Linked DNA regions of Homo sapiens: region 2 is linked to region 1. Evidence: read pairs that join two places in POLR2A ChIA-PET (ENCODE). Cell type or tissue: Caco-2. All regions are shown on one strand. Each heading gives the region's core, and the rest is flanking DNA. Links, peaks and the distances in the headings are about the cores only.

Region 1 (10,409 bases), core at 1,612-9,611:
GAGGTTGTGGTGAGCCAAGATCATGCCACTGCACTCCAGCCTGGGTGACAAGAGCGAAACTCCATCTCAAAAATAAAAATAAAAATAAATAAAAAAATAAAAAGAAAGACTGGCAGGAAGGGAGACAGATGTGCCATATCTCAGGAAAGGGTATTTGCACAGAAGGAGCAGGCCAGTGTGAAATTCTTTAGGTGGGGTGGATGGAGTGGAGTGAGCTAGGGAAAGTGACAGGGATGAAGTCAGAGGTAAAGTGGCCATATCACGTAGGTCATCACCAGCCAAGTAAAGAGAAGCTACGGCAGGGCTTTGAGCATAGAAACAACACAATCTAACTTACATTTTGGGTTATTAGTCTTTTCTTCTTTTATTATTTTCAGAGACAGGGTATTGCTCTGTCACCCAGGCTGGGTTAGCCTTTAAAATGTAACTCAGGGGCTGGGCATGGTGGCTTATGCCTGTAATCCCAACACTTTGGGAGGCTGAGGTGGGAGGATTGCTTGAGGCCAGGAGTTCAAGACCAGCCTGGGCAACACAGCGAGACCCTCATCTCTACAAAAAATTTTTTGAAAATTAGCTGGGCATGGTAATGTGCACCTGTAGTCCCAGCTATTGGGGAATTTGAAGTGGGTGGATCACCTGAGTCCAGGAGTTTAATGCTGCAGTGAGCTATGATTGTGCCACTGTACTCTAGCCTGGGTGACAGAGTGAGACCCTGTGTCAAAAAAATAATAATAATAATAATTTTTTTTGAGATGGAATCTTGCTCTGTCACCCAGGCTGGAGTGCAGTGGTGCAATCTTGGTTCACTGAAACCTCTGCCTCCCAGGCCCAAGCAATTCTTGTGCCTCAGCCTCCCAAGTAGCTGGGATTACAGGAGCATGCCACCATGCCTGGTTAATTTTTTATATTTTTTGGAGAGAAGGGTTTCGCTATGTTGGCCAGGCTGGTCTTGAACTCCTGGCCTCAAGTGATCCACCTGCTTTGGCCACCCAAAGAGCTGGGATTACAGGCATGAGCCACCACTCCCAGCTTTAGATTATTAAAATAAAGGCTAACCCCAGCTGCCTGGATGAGCATAGACTGTAAAGAACAAGGGGAGAGAGGGGCAGAGAGAATTCAGTACTAGGTGCCAAGGGGGTAGCAGTGGTGGTGACAAATGGTTGGATTCTGGATACACACACACACACACACACACACACACACACACACACACACACACATATATATATATTTTTTTTTGAGACAAGGTCTCAGTCTGTAACCCAGGCTAGAGTGCAGTGGTGCAATCATAGCTCACTGCAGCCTGGAACTCCTGGGCTCAAGTAAGCCTCCTGCCTCCTAAGGTTCCTGCTCAAGCGAGGCTCCTGAGGCTCCTGCCTCAGCTTCCGGATTCTGGATATATATATATAGCTTTATTTCCTGAGGGGTTGGATGTGTAGTATGAGAGAGAGCCAAGGATGGCTGGAGGGTTTTGAGTCTGAAAAATGTAAGGAATGAGTTGCCACCAACTGAAACGGGCTAGGCTGGACATGAAAGAGGTTTGGGAGTGGGGTAATCAGGGGCTCAATTTTTTTCTGTTTTTGTTGTTGTTGTTGTTTGTTTTATTGAGACAGTCTCTCTCTGTCACTGCCCAGGCTGGAGTGCAGCGGTGTGATCTCGGCTCACTGTAATCTCTGCCTCCCAAATTCAAGTGATTCTCTTGCTTCAGCCTCCCGAGTATCTGGGATTACAGGTGTGTGCTACCAGGTCCAGCTAATTTTTTTATTTTTTGGTAGAGACGGGATTTCACTGTGTTGGCCAGGCTGGTCTTGAACTCCTGGCCTCAAGTGATCCATCTGTTTTTGCCTCCCAAAGTGCTGGGATTACAAGTGTGAGCCACTGTGCCTGGCCTGGAGCTCAATTTTGGATGTATTAAGATACAGATGCTGGCCAGGTGTGGTGGCTCACATCTGTAATCCCAGCACTCTGGGAGGCTGAGGTGGGTGGATCTTGAGGTTAGGAGTTTGAGACCAGCCTGGCCAAGATGGTGAAACCCCATCTCTACTAAAAATATAAACATTAGCCAGGCGTGGTTGTGGGCGCCTGTAATCCCAGCTACTTGGGAGGCTGAGGCAGGAGAATTGCTTAAACCCAGGAGGTGGAGGTTGCAGTGAGCCGAGATCGTGCCACTGCACTCTAGCCTGGGCAACAGAGCAAGACTCCATCTTAAAAAAAAAAAGAGATATAGATCCCAGTTAAACATGCACGTGAATATATCTAACGGGCAGTTGGATATTCAGGATCAGGCCGTGGAGTTGTTAGCACTGCTACGACTATTTTTTCTCCACTGTCATACTTGATCCTCACACCAGCCCAAGAGTAAGGCAGGGCAGGGATGATTCTCCCAGCTTGAGGGAATTAAAATTCTATGGAGAGTATATAACCAAAATAATTGAAAACAGGTATTCAAATACTTGTAGGCTGGGCATGGTGGCTCATGCCTGTAATCCTAGCACTTTGGGAGGCCGAGGCAGATGGATCACCTGAGGTCAGGAGTTGGAGACCAGCCTGGCCAACATGGTGAAATCCCCCTCTCTACTAAAAATGCAAAAAAATTAGCTGGGCATGGTGCCGGGCGCCTGTAATCCCAGCTACTCGGGAGGCGGAGGCAGGAAAATCGCTTGAACCCAGGAGGCGGAGGTTGTAGTGAGCCAAGATCGTGCCACTGCATTCCAGCCTGGTCGACAGAACGAGACTGTGTCTCAAAAAAACAAAAACAAAAACCAAAAAACCAAACAAATACTTGTACAGGAATGTTCATAGCAGCACTATTCGTGACAGCCAAAGGTGGAAACCACCCAAATGTCCATCACCTGGTGAAGGGCTATATAAAATGTGACGTGTACCCATGCAATGGACTATTATTCAGACATTAAGAGGAACGAAGGCCTGCTCCATAACAAATTGTTGATGCACCTCAAAAACATTATGCTGGCTAGGCACGGTGGTACATGCCTATAATCCCAGCACTCTGGGAGGCTGAGGCAGGAGGATTGCTTGAGCTCAGGTGTTTGAGACCAGCCTGGGAAACACGGTGAAAAAATACAAAAAAATACAAAGATTAGCCAGGGATGGTGGCACACACCTTTAGCCTCAGCTACTTGGGAGGCTGAGGTAGAAGGATCACTTGAGCCCGGGAGGTTGAGGCTACAGTGAGCTGAAATTGTGCCACTACACTCCAGCCTGGACAACAGAATGAGACCCTGTCTCACAAAAAACAAAATACCATTATGCTAAGTGAATGACGCATCACAAAAGGTCACATATTTTGTGATCCCATTCACATGAAGTGTCCAGAATAGGGAAATCCATAGAGACAGAAAGCAGATTTGTGGTTGCCTGGGGGTAGCGACGGGGGAATGAAGAGTGAGTGCTTAATGAGTATGGGGTATACTGTGAATATACTGATTCTGAACTGTACACTTTTATTTATTTATTTATTTATTTTAATAGTGATGGAGGGCGGGGCACAGTGGCTCACGCCTGTAATCCCAGCACTTTAGGAGGCCGGGGCGGGTGGATCACCTGAGGTCAGGAGTTTGAGACCAGCCTAGCCAACATGATGAAACCCTTACTTTACTAAAAATACAAAAATTAGCTGGGTGTTGTAGCGGGCTCCTGTAGTCCTATAGTCCTAGCTACTTGGGAGGCTGAGGTAGGAGAATCACTTGAACCTGGGAGGTGGAGGCTGCACTGAACTGAGATTGCGCCATTGCACTCCAGCCTGGGCAACAGAGCGAGACTCCATCTCAAAAAAAAAAAAAAAAAAAAAAAAAACAATAGTGATGGGGTCTCACCCCGAGCTCAAGCGATCCTCTCCACTCAGCCTCCCAAAGTGCTGGTATTACAGGTTTGAGCTACCATACCTGGCCACTGTACACTTAAAAATGATTAACTTTCTGTTATGTGAATTTCACCTCAATTATAAAAAGAAAGAAAGAAAAACAGAAAGCTCCATGGAGAACTTAACACCAGGTCCCTGGGACCCAGCACGATGTCGTGACTCCCACTGCCGTTCTCTACGAGGCCGTGGGTCTACGGACTGTGACCAGTTTTTTTTTTTTTGCTACAGGTTCTCCACCTGGTACAAGAAGAGTGGCCCAGAGAAAGGTCAGTTTAAGGCAACTGGATTTCCCAAGTCCCAAAGCAGGAAATCTGGTCTGACAAGCACGGGATTCTCGTCTGAAATTAGCCCAGCCCTGGAAAACCTGTGGCTGGGGGTTGCTGTCATCAGAAAGAACCTGTACTTCCGGGTTTGTTTTGGTTGGGAAGGAAGGAGCTGGAGCAGCCAACCTGGCTTCTCAGAGCTTCCATATTTAACCCATCAGGGCCCAAGGCTCCCAGGTGTAGAAGCGACTTTAGAGATACCTATGAGGAAACAGAAGCTCCAAGAAGGTAAAGACCTTCTCCCAGGCCACAGAGCCAGTAAATGGCTGAGCCAGGGTTAGGAGGAAGGAAACTAACATTTCTATAGCACGTGCCCTAAATCCAGAGCCTCACCCTGCAAAGGAGGTGTTAGTAACCCCATTCTGCTCATGAGATTCAGAGAAGCTTAGTGAGTGGCCGATATCACCAAGCTACTAAAAGGCAGAGATACTATTAAAATATAGGCCTACAGCTGGGCGTGGTGGCTCACACCTGTAATTCCAGCACTTTGGGAGGCTGAGGCGGGTGGATCACGAGGTCAGGCATTCGAGACCAGCCTGGCCAACATGGTGAAAATCTGTCACTACTAAATATACAAAAATCAGCCTGGCGTGGTGGCGTGTGCCTGTAATCCCAGCTACTCAGGAGGCTGAGGCAGGAGAATAGCTTGAACCCTGGGGGCGGAGGTTGCAGTGAGCCGAGATTGCGCCACTGCATTCTAGCCTGGGTGACAAAGCGAGACTCCATCTCAAAAAACAAACAAACAAAACAAAACAAAACCTGACTCTTCAACAATCTACAGTTCTTCCTGAGCCCTTATCTGCCATGCTCATCTATGTATCCCCAGTGCCTGATACTGAGGAGTGTTCAAAACTCATTTAATATCGGGAGATTTGCCGGATGCTGTGGCTCATGCCTGTGATCCCAGCACTTTGGGAGGCCGAGGCGGGTGGATCATGAGGTCAGGAGTTCAAGACCAGCCTGGCCAAGATGGTGAAACCCCGTCTCTACTAAAAATACAAAAATTACAGCGCGCCTGTAATCCCAGCTACTCGGGAGGCTGAGGCAGGAGAATCGCTTGAACCTAGGGGGCGGAGGTTGCAGTGAGCCGAGATCACACCACTGCACTCCAGCCTGGGTGACAGAGCGAGACTCCATCTCAAAAAAAAAAAAAGTATCGGGAGATTGAGGTGGGAGGATGGCTTGAGCCCAGGAGGTTGAGGCTGCAGTGAGCCTTGATTACACCACTGCACTCTAGCCTGGGCTACAAAGCCAAGCCCTATCTCAGAAGAAAAAAAAAAAAAAAAAAAAGAGGCATTTAATGAATGAATGAGTCACACCTTGCTCTTCCCACTCTGCCGCACCTCCATCCAGATTCACTCTGTTCAAAGTTGATAGATGTTCTGGGGCTTTCACATAGTTGTCATGGTAACTGAACTTTTAGAACTTTTAGAAATAACAGCTGCAGGCAATCCAGGACAAAAACAGTGGACCTGTTTCTTGCTAAACAGGTTATGGCTCTTCTGTCCAAGCTGACAAGGGTTAACACAAAGCAGCAAAGGCTAGAAGAGATTTCCTAACACAGCTTTACGGTTATTGGCCATTGTTATTGACCAAGGACCCCTTTGTTTGCCCCAATACCACCACCTTCACCACAGATCCATGTTTTAGAAAACTTGTCTATTGAGAATACCTGCCTTTAAGTGGTAACTAAGCTGTAACTCCACTCTTTACACATCAACAATTTTCAAGCTACTGTCAGAGCTTCATATCAGCAGGAGATCACCACCATTACCCCACTGAGCTAATAGCATTTTAGCTCAAAGCAGGAAATCTTGGAGCATTTTATTTTGCTAGTTAGTGCAAGCAAGCCTGTAGAATTTGGACTTCTTGAAATATTGAAAATACCTTCTTAAGACCATTTCTAACAAAATTAGAAATGAAATGAGAAAATAACCATAGCTACAAAGAACCCTAAAAGGACTGTGATTATTACACAAATAAATGAGAAAGCCTGGCCAGGCGCAGTGGCTCACACCCGTAATTCCAGCACTTTGGGAGGCCAAGGCAGGCAGATCGCTTGAGCTCAGGAGTTAGAGACCAGCCTGGGCAACATGGCGAAAGCCCGCATCTACAAAAAAATACAAAATATTAGTCGGGTGTGGTGGCGCATGCCACCTACCCAGCTATCCAGGAAGCTGAGGTGGGAGGATTGCTTGAGCCCAGGAGGTCGAGGCTGCAGTGAGCTGTGATTGTGCCACTGGACTCCAGCCTGGGGGACAGAGAGAAAACCTATCTCAAAAAAAAAAAAAAAAAAAGAAGATTAATTTGAAATAAAATGGAAGACCTACATTTTGACCCAGCAATCCCATTCTAGGAATTTATCTTACAAATATATTTGTATATTAATTCAACAGTTTTTTTTTTAGTCTGTGTTCTGCTAAATGCTATGCTTATATTTGCTTCTTTTTAAAAATTTTCTTTCTCTCTCTCTCTCTCTTTTTTTTTAATAGAGATGGAGTCTCGCTATGTTGCCTAGGCTAGTCTTGAACTCCTGGGCTTGGCCTCCCAAAGTCCTGGGATTACAGGCATGAGCCACCAAACCTGGCCCTTCAGCAATTATTATTTTAGTATCAGTTACCTTTCTGGTGCCAGGAATACAAATCAGTGAACAAGTTGGACAAAACCAAAACAAAACAGCAACAAAAACCCTTGCAATCTGGTGGTAGGAAACAGACAATAAACATAATCAAAGAGTAAATTATATATACTCTGTCTGAAGGTGATGATTGCTATACGAAAAAAATTTAACAGGATAGGGAGATTGAGAAGGCTGGGTGAGCCTCTTGGAGAAAGAAGGCAGTGAGGGAGTGAGCCATGTGAATATGGGTGGTGGGGAGGAAAGGGCAAAGTCCCTGTGGTAGGATCGAACCTGGTGTGTACACACAAAAGGAGTCATGCACAAGATTTCATTACAGTAATGGTGGTAACAGCAAAGGATTCAAAGTCTAAGTATTCATCTGTAAGGGACCAATTAAACAGGGTATGGTACATCTACCAATGGAATACTATGCAGCTATACAAAAGAATAAGGAAAATCTATGAAGTGTGAAAGGAAGATCTCTGGAATATATTGTTTAGTGAAAAAAAGCAAGGAGCAGAATAGATTATATGGTATGCTAACTTTGTGTAAAAAAAAAGGAGGGAAATAAATATTATAAAGATGCCAATTATTTCTCAATTAATTTATAAATTAATTGTGAGACCCCCCAAGAAACAGAAAAGCTGGTTTTAAGGACGAAGAGAATTCATAGCTGGGTGTGGTGGCTCACATCTGTAATTTCTGCACTTTAGGGAGGCTGAGGCAGATGGATCGCTTGAGCCCAGAAGTTCAAGACTAGCCTGGGCAACATGGCGAGATGCCATCTCTACAAAAAAAAAATACAAAAATCAGCCAGGCATGGTGGTGCGTGCCTGTAGTCCCAGCTACTTGGGAGGCTGAGGTGGGAGGATTGCTTGAGCCTGGGAGGTAGAGGCTGCAGTGAGTCACGATCACGCCACTGCACTCCAGCCTAGGCAACAGAACGAGACCCTGTCTTGAAAAACAAAAACAAACAAAAACAAAAGAACTAAGGAAATTGTTAAAGAGAAAGGAACAAGCCCAACCAGATATTAAAATATATTATAAAACCATTATAATTAGGCCTGGTGCAGTGGCTCACGCCTGTAATCCCAGCACTTTGGGAGGCCAAGGTGGGCGGATCACCTGAGGTCGGGAGTTCGAGACCAGCCTGACCAACATGGAGAAATCCTGTCTCTACTAAAAATACAAAAAAGTAGCCGTGCGTGGAGGCACATGCCTGTAATTCCAGCTACTCGGGAGGCTGAGGTAGGAGAATCACTTGAACCCAAGGAGGCAGAGGTTGTGGTGAACTGAGATCACGCCATTGCACTCCAGCCTGGGCAACAAGAGTGAAACTCCATCTCAAAAAACAAAAACAAAAACAAAAACAAAAACACAACTATTATATTAAAATACTTTTTGGGGGAACACAAATAGACAACATTAATAGAATACAAAGTCCTGAAACACACCCAAATACACAAAGGAAAGAATGGCTTATGCAATAAATCATTCTGGAATATTGAGTAGCCATCTGGAAACAATGCCTTTGTATCCTTCCTACATTACTTACACTAAAATAAGTTTCAAAGGCTCAACGATACACGTCTAAAACATGAAACCATAAAAGTAACCAGATTAAAAAAATTTATAATCTTGCAGTGGGATGGGCTTACTTAAGCATGACTCAAAACTCAGAAGTTATCAACTTTGACCACAGTAAAAATTTTAACATTTTCCAGGGAAAAATAATAGTCAAAAGACAACAAACTGAACAATAATATATGCAACAAATAAGACAAATTTCTGGCTAGGTGCCATGGCGCACACCTGTAATCCCAGCACTTTGGGAGGCCGAGGCGAGTGGATCACCTGAGGTCGGGAGTTCGAGACCAGCCTGACCAACATGGAGAAACCCTGTCTCTACTAAAGATACAAAATTAGCTGGGTGTGGTGGCGCATGCCTGTAATCCCAGCTACTCGGGAGGCTGAGGCAGGAGAATCTCTTGAACCCGGGAGGCGGAGTTTGCAGTGAGCTGAAATCGCGCCATTGCCCTCCAGCCTGGGCAACAAGAGCAAAACTCCGTCTCAAAAAAAAAAAATTATCCAGGTGTGGTGGCATGTGCCTGTAATCCCTGCTACTCAGGAGGCTGAGGCAGTAGAATTGCTTGAGCCCAGAGTCTCAAAAAAAAAAAAAAAAAAAAAAGGACAAATTTCTACTGCATAAAAAGGACTCCTTGGCCATGCATGGTGGCTCACGCTTGTAATCCTGGCACTTTGGGAGGCTGAGGCGGGCAGATCACTTGAAGTCAGAAGTTCGAGACCAGCCTCAATAAGCCTGTCTCTACAAAAACTACAAAAAATTAGTTGAATGTGGTGCCATGTGCCTGTAGTCTCAGCTACTTGGGAGACTGAGGCACAAGAATTGCTTGAACCCAGGAGGTGGAGGTTGCAGTGAGCCAAGATCGCATCACTGCACTCCAGCTTGGGTGACAGAGCAAGACTTTATTTCAAAAACAAAATAAAATAAAATAAAAAATGCTGGGTGTGGTGGCTCACGCCTGTAATCCCAGTACTTTTGGAGGCCGAGACGGGTGGATCACCTGAGGTTGGGAGTTCGAGACCAGCCTGGCCAACATGGTGAAACCCTATCTCTACTAAAACTACACAAATTAGCTGAGCATAGTGGCAGGTGCCTGTAATCCCAGCTACTTTGGAGGCTGAGGCATGAGAATTGCTTGAACCTGGGAGGTGAGGGTTGCAGCGAGCCAAGATCACGCCACTGCACTCCAGCCTGGGCAAAAGACTGAAACTCTGTCTCAAAAAAAAAAAAAAAAGTCCTGTAAACTGAAGTGCAAAAGAGTAAAATCCTATAGAAAAACAGTCATGGGATGTGATGTGAAGAAAGAATTCACTGAAAACAGGGTGGGCGCGGTGACTCATGCCTGTAATCCCAGCACTTGGGAAGGCCGAGGTGGGTGGATCGTCTGAGGTTGGGAGTTTGAGACCAGCCTGGCCAAAGTGGTGAAAACCGGTCTCTACTAAAAATACAAAAAAATTGAAATACTCTTTGGGGGAACACAAATAGACAACATTAATAGAATACAAAGTCCTGAAACACACCCAAATACACAAAGGAAAGAATGGATTATGCAATAAATCATCCAGGTGTGGTGGCAAATTTCTGTACTCCCAGCTATTTGGGAGGCTGAGGCGGGAGAGTCACTTGAACCTGGGAGGCAGAGGTGGCAGTGAGCTGAGATCGCCTGACTGCACACCAGCCTGGGCGACAGAGTAAGACTCTGTCTCAAAAAAAAAAAAAAAAAAGAGAATTCACAGAAAAGAAAATTATTATGGCTCTTAAATAAAGGGATGCTCAATTTCACTTAAATCCACAATGAGATTCCATTTACACTTAATGATTGGCAAAGATAAAAATGGTTTCATAATATAGATGGCTTGTATTCTATTTTTGTTGGACAGTTCTGATCTAGATAAAAACAAATCTGGCCGGGGGCGGTGGCTCACGCTTGTAATCCCAGCACTTTGGGAGGCCGAGGCGGGTGGATCAACTGAGGTGAGGAGTTCGAGACCTGCCTGG
Region 2 (10,409 bases), core at 914-8,913, 50 kb before region 1:
TTTATATAGGTAAATACAAAAGACAAGTATAAATACATTTTGTTTATCTTTTTTCTCCTGTGTGATTTAAAAGACAACTGCATAAATCAAGAATTATAAATCTGTTGATGAGCACACAGCGTATAAAAATGTAATTTGTTTCAAGGACATGTTATCTAAGAAAAAAATGTAATTTGTGACAATAACAGCACAAAGGAGGTGGAAAACAGCCACAGAGAAGTAAAGTTGTAGTTTATTAATTGGAATTAAATTGCTATTAATCCCAGCCAGAGTGTTATACTACACTAGATCCCCCCCCATTTATCAGCAATTTTGATTTCTGTGGTTACCTGCCGTTAACGCCCTCTGAAAATATTAAACGGAAAATTCCAGAAATAAGCAATTCATGTTTTAAATTTCGAGCAGTTCTGAGTAATATGATGAAATCTCGCACCATCTCACTCCGTCCTGCCCAGGATGAGAATGATCCCTTTGTCCAGCTTGTCCAGGCTCTAGATGCTACTGGCCGTAACTTAGTAGCTTTCTCAGTTATCAGATTGTCTTGGGATTGCAGTGCCTGTGTCCAAGTTATCCTTATTCGGTTTAATAATGGTCCCAAAGCACGAGCGTGGTATATTGTTATAATTGTTCTATTTTATTGTTATTTTTGTTAATCTCTTACTGTGCCTAATTTATACATTTATAAATTAAACTTTATCATAGGTATGTATGTATATGAAAAAACATAGTATATATAGGGTTCAGTACTATCTGAGGATTCAGGCATCCACTGGGCCTCTTAGAACATATCCACGTTGGTGGTGAAACCCCGTCTCTACTAAAAATACAAAAAATTATCCGGGAGTGGTGGTGGGCGCCTGTAATCCCAGGCACCCGCTGAGGCAGGAGAATTGCTTGCATCCGGGAGGCAGAGGTTTCAGTGAGCTGAGATGGCACCACTGCACTCCAGCCTGGGCAACAGAGTAAGGCCCTGTATCAAAAAAAAAAAAAAAAAAAAAAAAGATTATACTGGGCGCAGTCGCTAACGCCTGTAATCCCAGCACTTTGGGAGGCCAAGGCGGGTGGATCACGAGGTCAGGAGTTCGAGACCAGCCTGACCAACATGGTCTCTACTAAAAATACAAAAATCACCCAGGTGTGGTGGCACACACCTGTAATCCCAGCTACTCAGGAGGCTGAGGCAGGAGAATCGCTTGAACACAAGAGGCAGAGGTTGCAGTGAGCCAAGATCACACCTCTGCATACCAGCCTGGCGACAGAGCGAGACTCTGTTTCAAAAAAAAAAAAAAAAAAAAAGATTGCAAGGGAATACTATGAACAGCTGTAGTCCAACAAATTAGGTAACTTAGATGAAATGGACAAATTCTAGGAAAAAAGTTACCAGAACTGATTCAAAAAGATACCAAAAATCTGAGTAGGCCTATAACAAGTAAAGACATCAAATTAATAATAAAAACTTGTTGGGTGCAGTGGCTCATTCCTGTAATCCCAGCACTTTGGAAGGCTGAAGTGGTTGAATTGCTTGAGCTCAGGAGTTTGAGACCAGCCTGGGCAACATGGCAGAAACCCGTTTCTACAAAAAATACAAAATTTAGCTGGACATGGTGGTGCACGCCTATAGTCCCAGCTACTTGGGAGGCTGAAGTGGGAGGACGGCGAGAGTCCAGGAGGCAGAGGTTGTAGTGAGTTGGGATTGTGCCACCTTACTCCAGCCTGGGAGATACAGCCAGAGCTTGTCTCAAAATAATAATAATAATAATAATAATAATAATAAACTCTCCATAAAGAAAAATCCAGGCCTAGATAGCTTCACTGGTGAATTCTACCAAATAGTCAAAGAAAAATTAATACCAATTATGGAATACTGAATAATGGCCCTCCCAAAATATCTATGCCCTAATCTGCAGAACCTATGAGTGTTCCTTTATATGGCAAAAGGGATTTTGCAAATGTAATTAAGAATCTCAAAGTGGGGAGATTATTTTGGAGTACATGGGTGGACCAGATGTGATTACAAGGGAAATTATAAGAGGGATGCAGAAAGAGTCAAGGTTCCAAAGCCATAGGAAGAAGGAAGCGGAGGTACGTAGAGTCTAAAAGAGAAGCTGCCACTTAGCTGGCTTTGAGGATGGAAGAAAAAGCCATGAGCAGCCTCTAGAAATTGGAAGAAGCAAGAAGCGGATTCCTCTCCTGCAGCTTCCAGGAGGAACCAGCCCTGCTGACACCTGGCTGCAGTTCTGTAAGACCCATTTTGAACTTTCAATCTCCAAAATTGTAAAAGAATAAATCTGTGGCTGGGCGTGGTGGCTCACACCTGTAATCCTAGCACCTTGGGAGGCCAAGGCAGGTGGATTGCCTGAGCTCAGGAGTTAAAAACACCAGCCTGGGCAACATGGGGAAACCCGGTCTCTACTAAAATACAAAAAATTAGCCAGGCGTGGGGGTGTGGGCCTGCTGGCCTGCAATCCCAGCTACTTGGGAGACTGAGACAGGAGAATCGCTTGAACCCGGGAGGTGGAGGTTGCAGTGAGTCGAGATTGTGCCATTGTACTCCAGCCTGCGTGACAGAGAGAGACTCCGTCTCAAAAAAAAAAAAAAGAATTAATTTGTGCTTTTTTAAGTCATTAAGTTTGTAGTAATTTGTTATAGCAGTAATAGGAAACTTCTACCAATTTACTTAATTTTATTTATTTATTTATTTATTATTTATTTTTTTTTGAGAGAAGTCTCGCTCTTATTTCCCAGGTTTGAGTGCAATGGCTCGATCTCGGCTCACTGCAACCTCCGCCTCCCAGGTTCAAATGATTCTGCTGCCTCTGCCTCCCACATAGCTGGGATTAAGTCACCTGCCACCACGCCTGGCTAATTTTTGTATTTTTTAGTAGAGACTGCGTTTCAATATGTTGGCCAGGCTGGTCTCAAATTCCTGACTTCAGGTGATCCGCCCGCCTCAGCCTCCCAAAGTGCTGTGATTACAGGCGTGAACCACTGCGCCCGGCCTATTTATTTATTTTTATTTATTTATTTTTTTGAGACAGAGTCTTGCTCTATCAACCAGGCTGGAGTGCCATGGTGCCATCTCAGTTCACTGCAACCTCCACCTCCTGGGTTCAAATGATTCTCCTGCCTCAGCCTCCCGAGTAGCTGGGATTACAGGCATGCACCACCACGCCCAGCTAATTTTGTATTTTTAGCAGAGACAGGGTTTCTCCATGTTGGTCAGGCTGGTCTCGAACTCCCGACCTCAGGTGATCTGCCCGCCTTGCCCTCCCAAAGTGCTGGAATTACAGGCGTGAGCCACCGCGCCTGGCCTTATTTTTTTTTTAATTAAAAAAATTTTTTTTGAAGAGATCAGGTCTTGCTTTGTTGCCCAGGTTGGTCTTGAACTCCTGCTAAAGCAGTCCTCCCACCTCGATATCCCGAAGTGCTGGAATTACAGGCATTAGCTACTGCAACAGGCCAATCAATATGCTTAAACCAATCTTTCACAAACTGTTACAAAAAACAGAGGAGGAGGGAACACTTTCCAATCATTGTATGATGCCGGTATTACTCTGATACTGAAACCACAAAAAGATATCACAAGAAAAGGAAACCACAGATCATTATCCCTTGTTCATTTAGACACAAAAATCCTGAATAAAATACATACTAGGAAACTGAATCCCACAATATATAAAAAGGGTTACAGGCCGGGCGCAGTAGCTCATCTCAGCACTTTGGGAGGCTCAGGCAGGTGGTTGCTTTAGCCCAGGAATTTGAGACCAGCCTGGGCAACATAGAGAGACCTTGTCTCTACAGAAAATACCAAAAAAATGAGCTAGATATGGTGGTGTGTGACTGTAATCCCAGCTACTCAGGAGCCTGAGGTGGGAGAATCATATGAGCCCAGGAGGTCAAGGCTGCAGTGAGCTATGATCTTGCCACTGCACTCTAGTCTGGTTGATAGAATGAAACCCTGTCTGTAAAAACAAAACAAAACAAAACAAAACCAGTTACACACCATGATCAAAGGAATTTATCCCTATGATGCAAAACTGGTTTAACATCTTGTGTAGAAAAGACTTAACGTGGTGGGCGTGAGACTGCTATCCTTAGAAATTCATGCTTTCAAGGTTGACCCTTGGTTAATGTCTGGAGAAATGGATTTCAGGACTCCTAAGAGTGGCTCACTGTGCCTAAACTATACAAACAATGTGGTTTATGCTAAATACTTGCTTTCCTTCTGTGAGTCTGCAACTTTGGTATGTGCTAGGCAGAGAGTGCATACGTGACCAGCCCCAATTTAACAACTTGGGCACTGAATCTCAAGTGAGCTTCTCCGGTAGACAACATTTCACGCATGTTATCACAACTTGCGGCTGGAGGAATTAGATATGTAATATGTTGACTCCACTAGAAGAGCACTCTGGAAGCTTGTGTCTGGTTTTCTCTGGACTTTGTCCCATGAGCTGTTTCCCTTTGCTGATTTTGCTTTGTATCTTTTCACTATAATAAATCTTAGCTGTGAAAATGACTACATGCTAAGTCCTCTGAGTCCTCCTTATAAATCATCCATCCTGAGAGCAGTCTTGGGGACCACTGACACATATTTAAAATCATTAGGCCGGGCATGGTGGCTCATGCTTGTAATTGCAGAACTTTGGGAGGTGGAGGTGGGCAGATCACTTGAGGTCAGGAGTTCAAGACCAGCCTGGCCAACATGGTGAAACCTTGTCTCTACTAAAAATACAAAAATTAGCTAGGTGTGATGGTGGGTGCCTATAATCCCAGCTACTAGAGAGGCAGAGACAGGAGAATCACTTGAATTCAAGAGGGGGAGGCTGCAGTGAGCCAAGATGGTGCTGCTGCACTCCAGCCTGGGTGACAGAGTCAGACCCTGTCTAAAAAAAAAATGAAAACTTTTGTATTTCAAGGGACATTACCAAGAAGCAAAAAGACAGCTGGGCGCGGTGGCTCATGCCTGTAATCCCAGCACTTTGGGAGGCCAAGGCGGGTGAATCATGAGGTCAGGAGATCGAGACCCTCCTGGATAACACGGTGAAACCCCGTCTCTACTAAAAATACAAAAAATTAGCAGGGCGCGATGGCAGGCGCCTGTAGTCCCAGCTACTCGGGAGGCTGAGGCAGGAGAATGGCGTGAACCCGGGAGGCGGAGCTTGCATTGAGCAGAGATCATGCCACTGCACTCCAGCCTGGGTGGCAGAGCAAGACTCCATCTCAAAAAAATAAAAAAGTGGAGAAAAAAAGAAAGCAAAAAGACAGCACACAGAATGGTAGAAAATCTTTGCAAATCATGTATCCAGAGTATTAGAAAGAATATTTATAATTCAATGATAAAAAGATAGGCTGGGTGCAGCGTGGTAGCTCACGCCTGTAATTCCAGCACTTTGGGAGACTGAGGCAAGAGGATTGCTTGAGCCCAGGAGTTCAAGACCATCCTGGGCAACACAGTGAGACCCTGACTCTATTAAAAAAAAATTTTTTTAAGACAATAACTTAATTTTTTTTTTTTGAGATGAAGTTTCACTCTTGTTGCCCAGGCTGAAATGCAGTGGCACGATCTTGGCTCACTGCAACCTCCGTTTCCTAGGTTCAAGAGATTCTCCTGCCTCAGCCTCCTGAATAGCTGGGATTACAGACATCTGCCACCACGCCTAGCTAATTTTTTGTATTTTTAGTAGAGACAGGGTTTCATCAAGTTGGCCAGGGTGGTCTCAAACTCCTGATCTCAGGTAATATGCCTGCCTTGGCCTCCCAAAGTGTTGGGATTACAGACGTGAGACACCGAGCCCGACCACAGTAACTTAATTTTTAAAATAGTTTTTAAACTATTTTTAGAGAAAGATTTTTTAAAGGATTTAATTTTTAAGATTTAAAACTTTTTAGAGAAAGATATCTCTAAAAAAAAAGATACATGAATGGACAATAAGTACATGAAAATAGTCTCAATGTCATTAGCCATTAGACCAAGTATTAATCAAAACCACAGTGAGATACCACTTCATACACATTAGGATGGCTATAATCAAAGACAGACAAATGCTGGTGAACATGTGGAGAAATTGCAACCCTCATACATTAGTGGTAGGAATGTGAAATGGTACATCACTGGGGAAAACAGTTTGGTGGTTTCTCAAAAAGTTTGTCCCGTGCTGATCAGTAGTGGGATCATACCTGTGAACAGCCAGCCACGGCACTCCAGCCTGGGCAACATGGCAATACCCTGCCTTTTAAAAAAAGAAGCCAAGTGCAGTGGTTCACTCCAGTAATCCCAGCACTTCGGGAGGCCAAGGCGGGTGATCACTTGAGGCCAGGAGTTTGAGACCAGCCTGGACAACATGGTGAAACCCCGTCTCTACTAAAAATACAAAAATGAGCCAGCGTGGCGGTGCCCATCTGTAGTCCCAGCTACTTGGGAGGCTCAGGCAGGAGAATCGCTTGAACCCGGGAGGCAGAGGTTGCAGTGAGCTGAGATCGCACCACCGCACTCCAGCCTGGGTGACAGAGCGAGACTGTCTTGAAAAAAAAAAAAAAAGAAAAAAGAAAGTTTGGTGGTTCTTCAAAAAGTTAAGCAGTTACCATATGACCCAGCAATTCCATTCCTAGGTATATATCCAAGAGAAATGAAAACATATGTCCACACAAAATTGTTTACATAAATATTAATAGCAGCATTATTTATAATAGTGAAAAACTGGAAACAGCATGAATGTCCATCACTAGAGTGGCTAAGGAAAATGTGGGATACCCATACAATGGAATATTATTTGGCTATTAAAAAGAGTGAAGTGGCCTGGTGTGGTGGCTCATGCCTGTAATCCCAGCACTTTGGGAGGCCAAGGTGGGTGGATCACGAGGTCAGGAGTTCAAGACAACCCTGGCCAAGGTGGTGAAACCCTGTCTGTACTGAAAAAAAAATACAAAAATTAGCCGGGCGTGGTGGCAGGTGCCTGTAGTCCCAGCTACTCGGGAGGCTGAGGCAGGGAATTGCTTGAATCCGGGAGGTGGAGGTTGCAGTGAGCTTAGATTGCGCCACTGCACTCCAGCCTGGGTGACACAGTGAGACTCCATCTCAGAAAAAAAAAAAAAAAAATTCTGGCCCCAGAGACAGGCACTAGCCTAGCTGTGTGACCTTGGTCAGTTTCCTCACCCTCTCTGAACTCCCATTTTCAGGAGGTTTAGGGAAATATTAGTAAAGTCTACCCCACTGACTTGTTGCAAGGGTTAGATGTGAAAACCCAAGGAAAGCATTTGGACAGGGCCTGGCCCATGGTGAGGGTTCCATAAAGAGCTGGCTGTTCCCTTCCTCTCTCAGCCCTTACTCCAAGGCACGTTCCTTCTTGGGTGACAATCAGGTAATGCCATGGGACAACAGGGCAGCAGCTCTGACAACCCACATGTTCCTGCAGGGCTGCACAAGGCCTCCTGAACAGCCTCTCAGCTCAGCCTGGCACCAACAGCCACGCAGCGGATTCAGACTTAGAGCAGAGCTTTGGGCCTTAGCTGGAGGGGGCAAGTGCATGTGTGTTGCAGGGAACAGCCCTCCTTAGCTTGCGTTGGTTTTCAGACTGGCAACATGATCGCCCCCTTGACCCCAAGAGGGAACAACTGCACTGGGTCCATCCTGTGACTTGCATCCCTCACACAGGGCCTGCTTAACCTTGAGCAGCTGCTGTGTCCACGGCCAACAGCTGGGCCCCACTGGGCCATAAATCACTGGCGACACTAAACAGGTCGGCATAGTCAGCGGCTGCTCCTCGCCATGGTGGGTGGGCTGCGGGAGCAGGCAGGGACTCAGAACTCACTCCCCTATAAACCCCATCCATGGTACTCAAGCCAGTGGTGGCTTTGTGTCTGGCTTTGAATCCTCGCTGGACAAATGCTTCCCTCGATAACCAGATGTCTGTAGACTCCACAGCGGAAGCAGCGTGGACTTGCAGGGGACGGACACATGGATAAGCCAAGTTGGAAACCGGCAGACAAAGTCTGAAATAAAGCCATTGTACCCACACTACAGGACCGCGGGGACACGCCTGTGCCTCCCGCATCCATCTTGCCTCTGCTCTCTCTGTGAAACCAGCATGAGCAGGAAGCACTAATCCGACAGATTCCACTAATGCTCAAAACACATGCTCCGCGCCTGGGCCCGCCCCCTGGCCAGCCATAGCCCGCAGCTCTCAGGCCACCAGGCAGAGGCCGGGAAAGTAGAGCCAAGAGGAATCGGAAACACAGCCCCAGGGAAAGGGAGCTGTGGTGCAGCAAGAGGCAGCTGGATTCTTCTCTTATCTGATGAGAGTGGATTCCGGGCTGTTCATCCACGTGTTTACTGCTCCAGTGCGATTCGCCTAGAAATGTCTATAATGGCATTTTCCCTTTAATATCGTAATAGGCACCAGAAAGGAGAATAGCATTAATGATTATGTTGTCTTAGGTACATAAAGGTAAAAAAACTGATGGGAGTGTGTGGGTGTGAAAACAAAAGTGCATGTCAACTAGTTACAACTGTCAGCACCTGTTTACATCTTTTTTTTTTTTTTGAGACAGAGTCTCACTCTGTTGCCCAGGCTGGAGTGCAGTGGCGCAATCTCGGCTCCATGCAGCCTCCGCCTCCCAGGTTCAAGCAATTATCTTGCCTCAGCCTCCCGAGTAGCTGGGATTATAGGAGTGCGCCACCACATCCGGCTAATTTTTTACTTTTAGTAGACACGCGGTTTCACCATGTTGGCCAGGATGGTCTCGAACTCCTGAGCTCAAGCGATCTGCCTGTCTCGGCCTCCCAATGTGCTAGATTTATAGGCGTGAGCCACCGTGTGCGCCTATGTTTACATCTTGAAAAGACTGGAAAGAAAAGCGCAAATGTGAATGTAGTTGTTTTAGGATGCTGGAATGATTTGCTTTTAATTGTCCTTGGCAAATCTAATCTATGGGGTCAGGATAATAGCGGCCCTGGGGGTGGTAGTGACTGGAAGGGTTTTTGGAGATTCAGATGGATCCACATGTGAGTTACAGGAGTCTGTTCACTTGATTACCAAGTTGAACACTTGTGATTTGTGTGCTCTTCTGTGTTATGCTGCAATAAAACATTTACTTTAACAGATGTTTGTGAGTGATATCTTTTTTGTAAACAACTTAAAATATTTCCAAAGAAACTCAAAAAGTGAAAGGAACATTAGGATTACCCAATCCAATTCCATTGCTATACTGAAAAAGAAAGGAAGGGTCAAAGAGAAACCAGTTACTACATTGTATATTTCAAAATTGCTAAAAGAGGACAGCCGTGTTGGCTCACGCCTGCAATCCCAGCACTTTGGGTGGCTGAGGAGGGAGGATGACTTGAGCCCAGGAGTTCGAGACCAGCCTGGGCAACGTTGTGAGTCTCTGTCTCTACAAAAAAATTAAAAAATTAGCTGAGTGTGGTGACACTTGCCTGTGGTTCCAGCTACGTGGGAGGCTGAGGTAGGAGGATCACTTGAGTGGGGCGGCAGAGGTTGTAGTGAGCTGAGATTGAGGCACTGCACTCCAGCATGGGGGACAGAGTGAGACCCTGTCTAAAAAAATAAAAATAGGCCGGACGCGGTGGCTGACACCTGTAATCCCAGCACTTTGGGAGGCTGAGGAGGGCGGATCACCTGAGTCAGGAGTTCGAGACCAGCCTGGCCAACATGGTGAAATCCCGTCTCTACTAAAAATACAAAAATTAGCCATACATGGTGGCAGGCACTTGTAATCCCAGCTGCTTGGGAGGCTGAGGCAGGAGAATAGCTTGAACCTGGGAGGCAGAGGTTGCAGTGAGCCGAGATCACGCCACTGCACTCCAGCCTGGATGACAAGAGTGAGACTCTGTCTCAAAAAAAATAGTAAAAATTAAAATTAAAATAAAAAAAAATGCTAAGAGTAAATTTCAAATGTTCTTACCACAAAAAATAAATATTTGAGGTGATGGATATGTTAAGCAGCTTGATTTAGTCATTTGACATTGCATACATATAACATCACATAGTACCACATAAATATATACAAATATAACTTGCCAATTTATGAAATAAAGGAAGGAAGTAGGAAAGAAAGAAAAAGAAGAGCAGGAAATGAAGAAAGGAAGAAGAAAAGAGAGAAGGCAGTCACTATTGCCCACTGATTCAGAGACAGAATCAGGACTGAGATTTCGAACTCTCCCTGCTGCCATCCCATTGAACCAGGTGATTTCTGCAAAAAATTAAGAAACCTTTTAAAGGACCATGATTTTATTAATTTTTAAAATAATAGTGGCTGGGTGCGATGGCTCACGCCTGTAATCCCAACACTTTGGGAGGCCTAGGTGGGCGGATAACCTGAGGTCAGGAGTTCAAGACCAGTCTGACCAACATGGAGAAACCCCGTCCCTACTAAAAATACAAAATTAGCCAAGT

What was found. Peaks named below come from ENCODE experiments on the same cell type or tissue, not always from the same donor. Only the 100,000 strongest peaks of a DNase experiment are listed, where the experiment ranks them.
Region 2: POLR2A ChIA-PET joins it to region 1 with 14 read pairs; 11 of 35 experiments call an interaction of 5 or more read pairs at or near these places.

The regions. Positions count from the first base shown.
Region 1 is chr22:40,997,083-41,007,491 of GRCh38, reverse strand. No RefSeq gene overlaps it. Among named protein-coding and RNA genes, the nearest start is that of RBX1, 51 kb to the right of the region's middle. In Caco-2, for the core only: no CTCF peak of the experiment used is centred there; DNase peaks (open chromatin) are centred at 4,241 and 5,601; H3K4me3 peaks cover 348 bases.
Region 2 is chr22:41,046,743-41,057,151 of GRCh38, reverse strand. No RefSeq gene overlaps it. Among named protein-coding and RNA genes, the nearest start is that of SNORD140, 22 kb to the left of the region's middle. RefSeq lists enhancers at 7,001-7,809, 7,810-8,620. In Caco-2, for the core only: no CTCF peak of the experiment used is centred there; DNase peaks (open chromatin) are centred at 7,721 and 8,191; H3K4me3 peaks cover 706 bases.